Linked DNA regions of Homo sapiens: regions 1 and 2 are each linked to region 3. A link is a contact called in ENCODE Hi-C or POLR2A ChIA-PET data. All regions are on one chromosome and are shown on one strand. Each heading gives the region's core, a stretch centred on a gene start or an enhancer-like site at or near the end of the contact. The rest is flanking DNA. Distances are from core to core; before and after follow the strand shown.

Region 1 (4,764 bases), core at 1,230-3,729, 100 kb before region 3:
GGACTTGAAGATCCAGGAATATTGGTATCCATGAGAGGTCCTGGATCCAAGCCCCCATGAATACCAAAGGACAGGTTCAAGGATGTTTGTATATGCATGTGAATGCAGTGTTTTTCAGAGGAGAAAATAAACACACTTAAATGGCAAATAAGCTTTCTCAGGTGGATTATAATATTATAGAATACTATAAACTATTAAAATAATGAGGTAGCTCTATACTAGCATTTAAAGATAACCTTTAAATACACACAAATGTTTTGTTGTGTGGAGAAAAAACCAGGTGATAGGATAGCAATTCATGTAGGATCTGATTTACATAAAAATTTTCACATTCAACTCTGTGGACATTAGACACAGACTGGGAGGAGTTACCAAAATGTTAAAGGCAGGCTAAGATTTCAAGTAATTGCTACTTTTGCTTTTGTATTTTCTGTATTGCTTGAATTTGCATATTTATTTTCATAATCAGAAAACTCAATAAAGCCAGCTTCCCCCTACCTTTGTCTTTTTTAAAAAATAACCCTTTCATTTTAGAATAGTTTTGTATTTACAGAAAACTTGAAAAGATGGTGCAAAATTCCTATATACTCCACTCCCAGCTTTCCCTATTATCAACAACTTATATTAACATGATACATTTGTCACAATTAATGAACAAATATTGATGCATTATTAACTAAGGTACATGCTTCATTCAGTTTTATCGTTGTTTTTGAGACAGGGTCTTGCTGTCGCTCAAATGCAGTTGTGTGATCACAGGTAACTGCAGCCTCAACTTCCTGGGCTCAAACGATCCTCCCACCTTAGCCTACCGTGTAGCTGGGACTACGGGCATGCATCACCACATCCTGCTAATTTTTGTATTTTTTGTATAGACAGGGTTTCACCATGTTGTCCAGGCTGGTCTTGAACTCCTGGGCTCAAGAGATTCACCCACCTTAGCCTTCCAAATGCTGAGATCACAGGCGTGAGCCACTGCCCCCAGCCTCAGATTTCCTTTAGTTGTTACCTAATGTCCCTTTTCTGTACTAAGATTCCATCCAGAATATCAGATTACATTTAGTTGTCATGTTTCTTTAGGCTTTCCTTGTCTTTTTCTTGTTTTTGATGATGCTGACAGTTAAATTTTTTTTTAAATTTTTATTCTCTTTTTTCTTTTTTTTTTTTTTTTGAGACAGTGTCTCACTCTGTCACCCAGGCTAGAGAGCAATGGAGTGATTTCAGCTTACTGCAACCTCTGCCTCTGGGTTTAAGCGATTCTCATACCTCAGCCTCCCAAGTAGCTGGGATTACAGGTGCATGCCACCACACCTGGCTAATTTTTGTATTTTTTGTAGAGACGGGGTTTCACCATGTTGGCCAGGCTGGTCTCGAACTCCTGGGCTCAAGTGATCCACCTGCCTCGGCCTCCCAAAATGCTGAGATTACAGGCATGAGCCACCGCTCCCAGCCAACAGTTTTGAGGAGTACTTTTCAGGTAGATTGTGGATTACCCCTCCATTGGGATTTGTCTGATGTTTTTCTCATGATTAGACTGTGGTTACGGGTTATTCGGAGAAAGACTACAGAGGTAAAGGGCCATTCTCGTCACATCATATCAAGAGTGCATACTATTAGCATTACTTATCACTTGATGTTAACCTTGATCACCTGGCTGAAGTAGTGTTTGTGAAGTTTCTCCACTGTAGTTATTCTTGTTTTCCTCTTTCACACACATGTATGCTTTGAAGGAAGTCACTATGCAGAGCCCACATGGAGGAGGCGAGAGTTATCCTCTACCTTCTTGAGGATGAACTATCTACATAAGTTATTTAGACTTTTCTACTGGGAGATCTGTCACTTCTCCATTTTAAAATTCAATCATTTATTTTTATTAGTATAACTCATAAATATTTATCTCACACTTTGGGTTATAGTCCCATATTACTTTATTTTGTTGCTCAAATTGTTCCAGCTTTGGCCTTTAGGAGCTCTTTCAATTGGCTCCTGTGCTCCTTTGACCTCTTCCCATCAATGTGAGTTGGTGTGTGTGTGTGTGTGTGTGTGTGTGTGTGTATAAAACACTTCCTTACTTTCTGGCACTACATGATGCTCCAGGCTCATCTCATCTTGTACATTTCCTGCCTGTCCTAAAATCAATCTTTCCTTTATGAGAAAAAATAGCGAACATCTGCCTCTGACTAGTCACATAGTTGGCCCTTGCTGTAAAGAGGGAGGATCACTTGAGTCCAGGAGTTCCAAACCAGCCTGGGTTACATGGTGAAACCACTGCTCTGCACAAAAACTTATATATAAAAAACAAAATTAGCCAGGCTTGGTGGCATGCGCCTGTAGTCCCAGCTACCCAGGAGGCTGAGGTGAAAGGATCACTTGATCTCAGAGTTCAAGGCTGCAGTGAGCCATGATCACACCACTGCACTTCAGCCTGTGCCACAGAGTAAGACCGTCAAAAAAAAAAAAAAAAAAAGCCACGTTTGCTCCTTCTGCTCGTTCAGAAACCTCTGACTCAGTGACTGAGCACAGCCCTCTAGAAGAATGCTTTGACCATGATAAGCAGGATAGAGAATAGGTTCCCACATCTCTTGCCTGATTACCACATTTTTAGAAAAGATAAGTTCAATGATTCTAGCCCTTGCCTTTTCCTGTACATAAGACAATGACAGGATGAAGAATTATGCTTCTGTAATCTATAACCAGATGTACTCTTACACCCAAACTTTGATGAGATTTTGCCCGAATGTAACTTCTAAATGATTATTACTTAACAATGACCGGCAATTCTGTTTCAATTAAATGTTTTTAACCTTTTGACATCTTTGGCAGGTTTCCCCAGGATCAAAACCCTAAATTAATTGGTTTTTTTTTTTTTTGGCTTCACATAACTTTGAGATTTTCCAGTTGGGGTTGCTGAAAAACCTAAAAAAAAAAAAAAAAGCATCTGTCATCTTGCACAGATGTTAAATGATTAGACTTATTTGGTAAATTATAAGGAAAGCATTATCAAATCATAAATGATACTAGGTCTTCCAGTTATATTTATGGGTATGTTATTGATATAAATGTTCTATAATTATATAAATTCAAAAATATTCTAATATGTTATCTGTCAAATAATTTTGATTGTAATGTTAAATGTTTTCCAAAGTTACATTTCCAAAGTATGGATGTTATTAATGTGAGCATTCTAAAGAGTAAATAAAATTTATAAAAGTCTGATGGTCCTGATGGGCCACTGTCTGTCATCATTCTGGTTGTTATCTTAAAATACTATATGTAATAGAAAGAACTACATTTTCTTCAATTGAGAACTTTCATCAGATTTTAACCATGGCTATTATAAGTTTTTGTCATCCACAGTTATTGTTTTGAATTATTCTCTAAGTACTCTTTTTTTTTTTTTTTTTTTTTTTTTTGAGACAGAGTCTGGCTTTGTCACCCAGGCTGGAGTGCAGTGGTGAGATCTCAGCTCACTGCAACCTCCACCTCCCCGGTTCAAACAAGTCTTATGTGTCGGCCTCCCAAGTAGCTAGGATTACAGGCGTGCACCACCATGCCTGCCTAATTTTTTTGTATTTTTAGTACAGACAGGATTTCACCAGGCTGGTCTCGAACTCCTGACCTCAAGTGATCTGCCCACTTTGGCCTCTTAAAGTTCTGGGATTACAGATGTGAGCCACTGTGACTGGCCTTAACAAGTACTCTTGAACACAGATGTCTAGTAACTTTAAGATCAATGGACTAAACAAAAAATTCCAGAACTCTAATGAGAGCATTTACGAAGATTGCCAAACAACAATCAGAACAAGAATTACATGGGACTGAACTGATGGAGAACTAAAACGATTTTCATGGGGCTGAACTGATGGAAGGTTACAGTGATTTTTATGACTTCTGTTTGAAACATTGCTGATTCTATTTATATTTTGTTTTCCAAAGTGAAGAATGCTTCTTTTCTTTTGAGCTATTTTTATCTTACAACAATTGGATAAAGTTTACTTTTGTGAACAAAATTAAAACATTTACCTTTCTCTCTACCTAAATTCTTCAAAATTGGACAACTATTCTTCAATGGCTAAAGCCACAGTACTGGTCGCCCACTGACAAGAGATGAATCATTATTCAGGAGAATGGCATGCAGCCTTGTGTTGTGACCTACCCCATGCTGCTAGCAATCTGGCCTGCCTGCAATAAGAAGATTCTTTTCCCCTGCCAAGAGAGGTAACTTCCTGGGAATGAGCCTGATAACATCTGACAAGATTAATGATTGTGCCTCTGTAATCTACCCACCCAAACTTTGATGAGATTTTGCTGTAATGTGACTTCTGAACACAAGCAGAGAACCTCCATCACCCGTATATAAGCTGTGGGCTGAAATACTGCTTTGGAGCAGTCTAACAGAAACGCTCTGAAGGACCCCTCTGGGGTTGGATTCCTCTGTAAGACTCTGAATAATACTAACTTTAAGTGTCTAAAGGCTTTTTTTGTTTGTTTGTTTGTTTTTGTTTTTGTTTTTTTCTTTAGTGGCCATTTCCAAGGAGCCCTGGTTTCTTTTATTGGAGGATGGCATTATTAGAATCTGTGCATCAAGTGTGCACATTACAAATAAGTTAAAGCCAGCTTTATTTTCATAAGGAATGAAAATCATCAGCCATGTAGGTAGACAGGGAAGGCCAGTGGCAGAAGAAGGGTCCCTGTTAGGAAGGCAGGCGGGACGAGACACTTTCCCTGGGAGAAGGGTGTGGCTGGGGCTGCGTCACAGGAAAC
Region 2 (4,811 bases), core at 1,128-3,627, 81 kb before region 3:
ATCCTCAGGAACCTCCTTAAGTGAGCTGCCTCTCTTTATCGTCCTAACCACACCTGCAGCCTGAACTTGGTCAGGGAGCTTCCCTGTCTGCCCTGGCCTGACAGCATATGTTGATGGCACAGCCTTTGCTACTGTCACCTGGGTTCCTGCCACAGCCTTGCCCTTGCTGAATCTGCCATCCTGATCCGGTGTTTTCTCTCTGGTTGAGTAACCTGACCCAGCCTCCAGAGTGCCTCTCCACATTGACTGGGGTCCATACCACACCCTCAGATACCCCCACCTTCCTGTCACTCCAGTCATCCTGCCGGACATCAGTGACCAGTGATGTGCTTACAGAAGAGCCATAGTGGCATCTATGGTCCTAGGTGGCTTAGATCTGGGGAAGGCCTACAGGGCTGGCTGTGCAAATACAGCTATTTATTGTGAGCAGCTTGCAGCTTCAATGTCTTTTGCTTCTTTCCAAATCACCAAGCACAGAGCAGAGAATGAAGGAATTGTCTCATGAATGCCATTTGGAATGGCTGTGTTTGCTATAGAGCACTGCCATCCTTTTGCTAGAGTCTCTGCCTCATGTCTAGGGAGATCTCACAGTTGGGGGTGGGGGGTGACATGAAGCCATTTGAGGGTGGCTATGCTCTGATACCGGAGCTGGTTGGGCCCCCAGGCATGTGAGGAGGAGCCAGGGAAGGGAAAGAAAGCACCTTCTGCCTGCTTCCTTGCTTCCTCGTTCTCTTCCTGCCCTTTCACAGCCCCGTGGACACCACTTCTGAGTGGCCTCCCTCCTGTTCACAGGCACCTCTGAGATTTCCTGGCTGACACATCGCATCTCCCTCTGGCCACAGCCAAGCAACACCAGATGTCTGCAGTAGCAGTAACACTTTGGATTCCTGATGGAAAACTCCAAGACGAGCCTCTGTGAAATACCTGCTTCATTTTGGCTTCATTTTCATGCCTCATTATCTGACCCATTTACTTCTTACCTCAGGGCACAGACCACGGCTGTGACACTCCGTAAAATCCTGTGGGATGGGGAAGAGTGAAAATGACACACCGGTGGGGCAAGGTGGCTCATGCCTGTAATCCTAGCACTTTGGGAGGCCGAGGCGAGTGGATTACCTGAGATCAGGAGTTCGAGACCAGCCTGGCCAACATGGTGAAACCCTGTCTCTACTAAAAATACAAAAATTAGCCAGGCGTGGTAGTGGGTACCTGCAGTCCCAGCTACTCTGGAGGCTGAGACAGGAGAATCGCTTGAACCCGGGGGGCAGAGGTTGCAGTGAGCTGAGATGGCACCACTACACTCCAGCCTGGGTGAAAGAGTGAAACTCTGTCTCGGGGGGGAAAAAAAAAGACACAGACCTCTCAGGGCATGGCTGCTTAGGAGGCTATGAGGCTCTTGCAAGATTTTCCCCATTTTTCATGGCTGCCCTCAGAGAATAGAATTGCCACAATTTTAAGGATAAAGAAACAGGCTTGGAGAGGCCAGAGGCTTGCCCAATACCACACACACAGGGGTGCCTTTGTGTTTCTGGGTCAATGCTGTTTTTCACACAGACTGGACCTCATGGGGGTCAGGAGCAGTGGGACCACCTCGTGCTCTCTCCGCGCTCATACCTTCTCATGGTGTCAATCTCCCCTTCCCTCCCAGACAGAGCAATGCATGCTTGCCACCTTGATGGTGCAAGCATCACTAGATCTGAATTTGAGGTGAGGAAATTCAAGGCAACCACAGTACACGTTGTCCCCCGTCGGACCCAGGGAAAGGCACTTGAGACAGGAGCAGGCCTGTGGTGCTCTTGGCACAAGGCAAAATGGAGGAACAGGGTGGTGGTGGCAGGGTGCCCTAACCTGGTCTTGGGGGGTTTAAGAAGTTCCTGTTTTGAAGTGTTTCAATAGCCAGTGAGAGTGAGCCATGGAGAATAAAAATGTACAAGTAAACAGTCGTTCCACTTATACACAGTTAAGGACTTGTGGGAGGGGGGCAAGTTCCAGTTTTTCAACATAGTTTCTGATTGAAAGTGCCATTGTAACCCTCATTATGGCCACCAGCTTAAATTTGAGGGCTCCCGTTGCCCTGGAATAAACCCCTAGTTTTCAGACTTCCTGGAGCCACCATCCTTCATCTCTTCTGTTTACTTTTTTCTCTTCTGTTTAAATTGGAGGGCCATTTATGCCCTCCCCTTCTCCTTGCTGAAGTTGTGTACACAATGACTGGCACAGAGGTGTTTCTACCTGCACAGGCTCATGACATTCTCACAGTCAGCCCATAGATCGGTTTCTTCTCTCAATCTCAGAGATAAGGAAACTGAGGTCTTAAGTGGTTAAGTCATTTGTCCCAGGTCGCCTGGCAGCAAGTTGTACCCACAGTGCTAGCCAATGTCTCGCTGACATGTGTGGGCACCACATGGGCCCATCCATGGTCAGGGACTTTTCCTGGCTCTGCCCATAGCATCCTCATTCGTCTTGTTTGCTTATATGTTTCTTACAACTACCTCACAGCCTCAACCATGTCTTTAAAATTATTCAATTATTCATAGAGCTGGATTTACAAGTCTAGGTCTCCTTCGTCAGGGGTGGCCTTCTCCGCTCCTCCTCCTCCTCTCTGGAGGTGGTTTCATCACAGACTGTAAAGGTTCTGTAAAAAATAATCTAGTCCGTCTGCCTGAAGCAGTTCTCCCCCTGCACCAGTGACTCCTGCTATGGTATACTGGGGTAGTTACAGGATTTTTTTTTTCTTTTTTTTTTTCGAGACAGAGTCTTGCTCTGTCACCCAGGCTAAAGTACAGTGGCACGATCTTGGCTCACTGCAACCTCCACCTTCCAGGTTTAAGCCATTCTCCTGTCTCAGCCTCCTGAATAGCTGGGATTATAGGCACATGCCACCACACCCAGCTAATTTTTGTATTTTTAGTAGAGACGGGGTTTTACCATGTTGGTCAGGCTGGTCTCAAAATTCCTGACCTCAAGTTCTCCACCCTCCTCAGCCTCCCAAAGTGCTGGGTTTACAGGCGTGAGCCACCGTGCCCGGCCCTAGTTACAGATTTTATTTGGCTTTCCCATTCTCAGTCCTCTAGTAACAATGTTCCTCCTTTTTTTTTCCTTTAGGGAATTGTCTTTTCTCTAATCCTAATCCATATGGCTCAGCTGTCAATCACAGTCCTCCTCTATCCCCTGACAACAGAGGAGAGATGTGTGACTGAGGCCTGGCCGAGCAAAAGACTCGATCCCTCTGGCCATTGTGATTGGTTCAGGGACAACTTCGTGGTCAAATGATTACAATTTTACCCTCTCCAAGCGGTGACACAATGAATAGGCTACAGTGGTACCAATGTCAGTTTTCATTTGCCCAGTTATTCCCACAAGATAAATATCTGGACTGTAATTGCCGAGTTATACATATATACATTTTAAAGGCTGGTACATTTTGTGAGATTGCCCCACAGATAGGTTGGTGCAAATTTACACCATTCCAGCAATACGTGGGAGTCTGCTTTGCACACCCTAGCAACACCTGGTGTTGTCAGTCTTTAACATTTGCCAGTTTGATAAGTGGAGACAGCTGTTGAAACCTGTTCTCGATTCTGGGCCTCCCTTGGGTCATGTTCCCACATGCCTGTCCCTAATGTTGCCTCCTCGGACCTTATTTCTAAATCTCTTGCCTGCTTCTTTATCCAACTTTATTGGTCTGCTTATAACCTGGTGTCACTGTACTAGACTAGAAAGTGGGTCTTTATCATATATATATGCCTTTTCTCTTGAAACTCCTTGCAGGTGCTAAGAACGGTTTTGGAATCTAATAATTATTTGTCAGATGAATGAATGGAAACTCCTCTGTGATTCACCCATTTCCTATTCACTGAGTGGTGCCATGTGGTTGGGTCAATGCGAACCTGGGGAGATGAATGCCCAAGAACACCAGATTTCAAGAATCCCAATATTGTAATGGTTATATTGGATGCTTAACATGATAATGGAGCATGACTATCCCATTCCAGGAAATGACACTCCCCACAGGAAGTCCTTGGTTAACCAGTCTTTAGTGATGGTCTGCCATGTCTCTAGTGTGGAGTCAAAGGACCCAGTCCCTGGTCTCAAGCGACTGAACATCAGTGTGAGAGGCAAAACTAACGAAAGAAGGATTTTGAGTTTAAGTGGCATCTGAATCAGGTGGCATTTATGAAATGCAATCCTTTGGGAAAAATAGAACATATAGTGGACTGGAAACGCTTGAGAATATTTTCTAAAAGAGGCGATTGTTAAGGGGATTTTTGTGAGGGTTAGTCAGGTGTTCTGGGCTCTGCCAGTTACATTTTGGGAGTCTGATATCATAGCTGGTGCGGTATGAAGCAATGTTATAAGCCTCTAATTTCCCTTAAATTGAGTTTTTAATCTTTTAGGTTGTTGGGTTTGGATACCAATGGTCCAAAAGGAAGGTCCTGATTCCTAGTATTTTGGGGAGGAATGTCACAACTTGCTACAAGCTCACCAGGAGGCGAAACAAATATTTTTGAGTTAGGGGGAAGGGCTACAGTTGTGGGAATTGCTCTCAGGCTTCCCCAGGGTAGTAAAATTCCCAAGCTATTTCAAACCAATGTTTTTTTCTTCTTTTTAGTGGTGTCAGGACCCCAAGAGGTCACAGTTGCTATTTAATAGAATAGAGCATTCTGGCCCTCTTAACAGGGAATTGTACTCAGACTTCGAAAGGTGGATAGAAATTAGATAAAGGAAGGGAAAAGGAAGTTCATTCCAGGCAGGGTGAATGAAGAAGAGCATTTCCATGAGACTTAATAGTTTATAAGGTCCCTTGACAA
Region 3 (4,590 bases), core at 1,675-4,174:
CTCACTCACCCGACTCCTCCCCAACTCCCCAGCGTTGTCCAGATCCCGCTGTGTAGCTCTTCGAGTGTTTACGTTCCTGAAAGCTGATGCTTTATTATTCTTCTTTTTGATGGATTCCATCAGAAGTTTAAAGAATCTAAAACAAGAAGAAAGCCAAAAAGCCCTGTGCAGTACCAGCATGTCCAGCCCTACCCTCATTTGGGGGATAGGACGCTGAGGGATTCCCACAGGGGATCAGTGCACGAGATGGAGGCCCAGCCTCTCCTAGCCACTCACTTGTCCCTACCCGCTGTTTTGGAACCGTCTCTGGCGTATCAGGAACACCGGTTCCACAGTCCAACAGGCCTGGTCTCAATAGGTGCACTGCCACTCCCGGGGTATGAGTAGGACAGGCAGCTTCCTCAGCTTTAAGCCCCATTGTCTAGAAAATATGGGAATTACTACGTATTCTGCAATCTTGTTTGCTAATGATGAGAAACAACCCTATGTCTGATTCCTCTCACAGCGCCTGGCAGAGTGCGTGCTTGGTGAAGGACAGTTGTAGGTGCCGCTGTGGTCGTCCTCTAACAAGGAAGGCAGAATCTACTGTAGGAGAGGGGAACCCCACCCAGGACTAGGACCTTCCCCTGCCCACAACCTGCAGCATCTCCAGAAGGTGGTGTTGCTCTGGCCAGAGAACTCCCTTGGTGTGGGAGCCCCGGCAATGTGACGAAAGAACGAGGACTTCGGAAGGGCTCATCAAAATTTCGAAGGGCAGAGATAACTTAGCTTGTGGCAATGAATCGTGTCAACAAGTTAGAACCACACCAATTTAAAAGAACCAACCTGAAGCTCAGAACCTGGCCCCCTGCCACTTCCTCCAGAGCCATCTATTTTTAGGGCCTCTTAGGATCCACCCTGTCCCCTCCATACCACTTCTTTCCTCATGTAACCCCCTGCCTGTCTTTTCCAACAGGCCAGAATAGCACACCAAAAAGGGCTGCTTGTGACTGTGAGAATCGGGTCCCTCACACATCCAGCCAGCCGTCCCACTTTCTCTGAGCGCCTATACTGTGCCCAGCATGTGCCAGCCCTGGTGGCAAAGCAAGGACGAAAAGACAGACTCCAGGCCCTCAAGGAGCTTAGAGTCTTCATTTGAAAAAGTAGGCAGGTCAAATGTATACTATTTTGCTCATTAAAAACAAAAGAATGCCACTCATCTTCCCTAATATTATTATTATTAGTTCCCCCCACCGTCCCGAGATGGAGTCTCTCTATCCCCCAGGCTGGAGTGCAGTGGTGCGACCTCGGCTCACTGCAACCTCCGCCTCCCGGATTCAAACGATTCTCATGCCTCAGCCTTCTGAGTAGCTGGGATTACAGGCATGCACCACCATGCCCGACTAATTTTTCTATTTTTAGTAGAAACGGGGTTTCACCATGTTGGCCAGGCTGATTGTGGACTCCTGACCTCAGGTGATCCACCTGCCTTGGCCTCCCAAAGTGCTGGAATTACAAGGGTAAGCCACTGCACCCAGACCCCAATATTATTTTTTAACTTTTTAAAGGTGTACGTGGTTTGCCCTTGGCAGAAAAAAAAGCCCCCTCATCCATTAATCCAGAGAAGAGCTTGTTTACCAGGCACTGGGGACAGGAACAGGATAGCCAGATGAGAGAAGGCCGGGCTTGACTTTAGAAAGATACAATCCCACTGGAAAGAGGGGGTGGGAGAGATGTTTCTGTAAGGACAGGTTCAGGTTAAAGTCCTGACCTGCCACAGACTGGAGAGGAGGGCCTTGATCTCATCTGCAACATGGGATCACTCTCACTCTGCACCCGAGGCTACTGTGCAGAGCAGAGGAGATGGAATGAGGCGGAGTGGGGGTGCGGGGCTCAGCTGCTGCCACACACAGGGCTGCTTCCCTCAGCTGGGCGCCCCAGCCTGTCTCAACTTGTGGCAATGTCACGGCTCTGATGCTTTTGCCCCCAGCATTTCACATCTGGCCTCAACTCTAACTGCCCATCTGCTCCCTCCACCCTGTGCACCCTTTGGGCCTTTGCTTGAGCGGCTCACTCTGCCAGTAACTTCCCTGGCCAATATCTACCTACTGAAGCTGTACTCATCCTTCAAGGCCAGGCCTCAGCAGCTGTAACTCCTCCAAGAAGCCCTCCCTGATTCCCCCAGTTGGGGATGCCTTCTGCCTTCCCTGCCTCTTTTGGTGACCAGGACTTGTGGAGAACGTAGGAGGGAAGGAGGTGAGAAGGCAGAATGAATGGCTGGTGAGTAAGTGGTAGGCATGTGACCAGTGTGCCAGTTTTCCTGGAGGTGCAATTTGCCCTTCTATGGTTTTGCCAAGAGCAGGGGAACTAACGGCCCACAGTGACTGCCTTCTCAAGGTTGTGCAGCTCACCTGAATGTAGCAACAGAAAGGGAACAGGAGGGGCAGGGGCAGAGAAGCCTCCCGTCCCACGTAAATAATTACAAACAGAGCACATGACCCCTGGCGGTTTCTGAACGCGCCTGGCAACAGCTCCACCACCTGCTGTTTGGAAAGTCAGATTCACAGAAGCTACAATTACAGACTGTCAGCTGGGTCTTTTCATGGCTGGGGACCGGAGGCCAAAACTTACAGCCCCTAACTCCTAGCTCAGTGCTCTTTCCACTTCATCTCCCCTGCCACCTGCCAGACAATTTACACAAACAGCCCATGTGATGGGTGCCAGTGCAGAGATCTGGGGGGCCTTCTACGCTTGTATATCTCTACCTAGGGAACCATCTGTCTCGTGCTGTTTTTCTCCAGGCTCTGTCAAGGGTCTCATGACTCCACAGCTGGGAGAAGGGAGGGTGGGGGCAAAGAGAAAGAAAAAGAGGGTGGCAGAGAGGAAGGAAGGGGGAGGGATGGGAGAAAGGAAGGAGAAAAAGCTTCTTGGGGGTTGGCTGCTCTTTTGAAAGTGCACTCACACTTCCTCCCATTTCCTGTGGGCGGCCAGAGGCCTGAACACAGCTGCTCTGCTGCCTGGGGCCTGACAAAGGGAGTCCAGACCGCACCCAGCTCATCCACTGCCCCATCTTTTAGCTCTGCCTAACCCCTCAGCCCCATTCTGCTGAGTCCTTGAGGCCACCTCCACCAAAAGCTACTGCGCATGGCTTTATTTATCACAGATTTTCAAGTTCACAAGCAAAACACAGGGAGGAGTTGAAAAAGTACTTCACGGCTGGGAACAAGCCAGGGCTGTCCCTCATCAGGAAGAAGTCTTAAAAAGTGATTTCCTATTTTCAATTCCATGAGGTAATATAAGTAAAAAGAACCCCAGCATGGGCTGGCGCCAGCCTCATGCCGACCTACCTGCTGGGCTGGCCTGGGCCTCCTGTGAACAGAACTGGGGCAAAACATCTAACTCCGTCCACCCTTAGTTATTCTCTAGAGGCCATGAAATCTGAATTCCCATTTCCCAGAAAACCACTGCCAGGCCAGCACAAACGCCCCCTGCACTTGGTAGTTATGTTCCTCGCTGTTAATTAAGGAGCTGGCAGGCGGGTGCACACAGCACTCCCCTGCCACTCTGCCCAGTGCCCAGATAGCACAGAGGACCACTCGACAGAAGGAATGTTCTCAGCCCAGGCTGGCACCAACGCAGGTGCTCCTGAGGCCCAGCCAACAACAACTTCACCCAGGGCTCGTGAACTGGGGCAGGAAGCACCTGGCCAGTGACCCCCGTCCAAAGGACTGAGTTCACATCCAAGCTCCTCCACCCCAAGACCCACCATCCCAAATGCCACCTGCACAGAGGGCTGGCTCGAGGCCAGGCCCCATAAGGTGAGAGGGCAGAGGGCTGAGGGCAGAAAAGTCGTACTGTGTTGCCCACGCCTGCCCCCGTGACTCAGCGACGAATGGGCATGGCTCAGTATGTGTTTGTGGGATGGCTGAGTGCAGGGAGCTTTCTGCTTCTGCTCTGTCATTGCTTCTCTATCTGAGCAGCTCCCAGAAGACCAAGAACTGGTCTAGATTAGAGGCAGTGGTCAGTGGCCTGTGGCCAGATCCTGCAACAGATGAGAACCATCTGGGCCTTACTGGGCTTTTAAAAACACATGAATTAGTTGCTGATGTTTAAAAGTCAGGAGACCTCAATTATATAAAAGCAAAGGCAAGTAAACAAGTGACCCAAGAAAGAAAAAAACGTAGGGGGTGGGAAGCTTGTTTTCTTTCTTTTTAAATCAAAAGATGTGGCCCCCCGGGCCTCCATTCCTGCATAGTAACAGGTGCCCCTTGAGACAGGTTCCACACTCTTCAGTCTGCCGGGGGCCTCCAAGCCTGCTTCACTGGCCTGTCACCTGCTGGGCTATGCAGCCTTTTTGTGTTCACACTTCACCGTCTAGGGTTAGCTGGTGAGTCAAAAATGCTTCGTGGGCTCTTCCAGTCTTGCCCCAGTCCCCAAAAAGCCCATCCTCCTGCTCCCCGGAACTCAGCATTGTGGCCTCTGCTTTTCAAATATCTAACAGTAACTTGAACTTGAGACAAAAGTTCCTTTTCCCTACTGGACAGGAACTCGGGACAGGAACTCGAATTTCTCTGGAGGCAATCCTGGTTATAGAATGGAGATCTAACAGCA

The links. A loop is a pair of places that touch in the nucleus more often than their neighbours do. ChIA-PET counts read pairs that join two places held with the same protein, here RNA polymerase II (POLR2A). Pooled maps may share reads with other maps.
Region 1: a map of endothelial cell of umbilical vein shows a loop between it and region 3 (7-fold over the local background). The contact joins two enhancer-like sites. A Hi-C loop is called at or near these places in 5 of 168 maps with a recorded cell type or tissue (IMR-90, dorsolateral prefrontal cortex, endothelial cell of umbilical vein and 1 more), 3 of 37 single-sample maps with no recorded cell type and 15 of 50 pooled maps. POLR2A ChIA-PET finds 5 or more read pairs at or near these places in 5 of 52 experiments (T-cell, activated B cell, activated naive CD4-positive, alpha-beta T cell and 2 more).
Region 2: a loop to region 3 is called in a map of gastrocnemius medialis, with 2.3 times the contacts of the local background. The contact joins two enhancer-like sites. A Hi-C loop is called at or near these places in 1 of 168 maps with a recorded cell type or tissue (gastrocnemius medialis) and 6 of 50 pooled maps. POLR2A ChIA-PET finds 5 or more read pairs at or near these places in 2 of 52 experiments (PC-9 and WTC11).

The regions. Positions count from the first base shown.
Region 1 is chr2:85,931,757-85,936,520 of GRCh38, forward strand. LOC124906031 (a long non-coding RNA gene) reads right to left here. Exons shown (of 2, transcript XR_007087120.1): 2 at 2,872-2,916. Among named protein-coding and RNA genes, the nearest start is that of ST3GAL5-AS1, 45 kb to the left of the region's middle. Within about 2 kb of position 2,480, at least 3 of the 41 ENCODE cell types and tissues checked have a DNase peak (open chromatin) inside an H3K27ac peak, as active enhancers do.
Region 2 is chr2:85,952,892-85,957,702 of GRCh38, forward strand. No RefSeq gene overlaps it. Among named protein-coding and RNA genes, the nearest start is that of ST3GAL5-AS1, 66 kb to the left of the region's middle. Within about 2 kb of position 2,378, at least 10 of the 41 ENCODE cell types and tissues checked have a DNase peak (open chromatin) inside an H3K27ac peak, as active enhancers do; they include gastrocnemius medialis, where a contact is called at or near this core.
Region 3 is chr2:86,033,652-86,038,241 of GRCh38, forward strand. POLR1A (RNA polymerase I subunit A) reads right to left here. Exons shown (of 34, transcript NM_015425.6): 28 at 10-136. Among named protein-coding and RNA genes, the nearest start is that of POLR1A, 70 kb to the right of the region's middle. RefSeq lists silencers at 70-273, 2,998-3,047 and an enhancer at 2,268-2,327. Within about 2 kb of position 2,925, at least 36 of the 41 ENCODE cell types and tissues checked have a DNase peak (open chromatin) inside an H3K27ac peak, as active enhancers do; they include gastrocnemius medialis, where a contact is called at or near this core.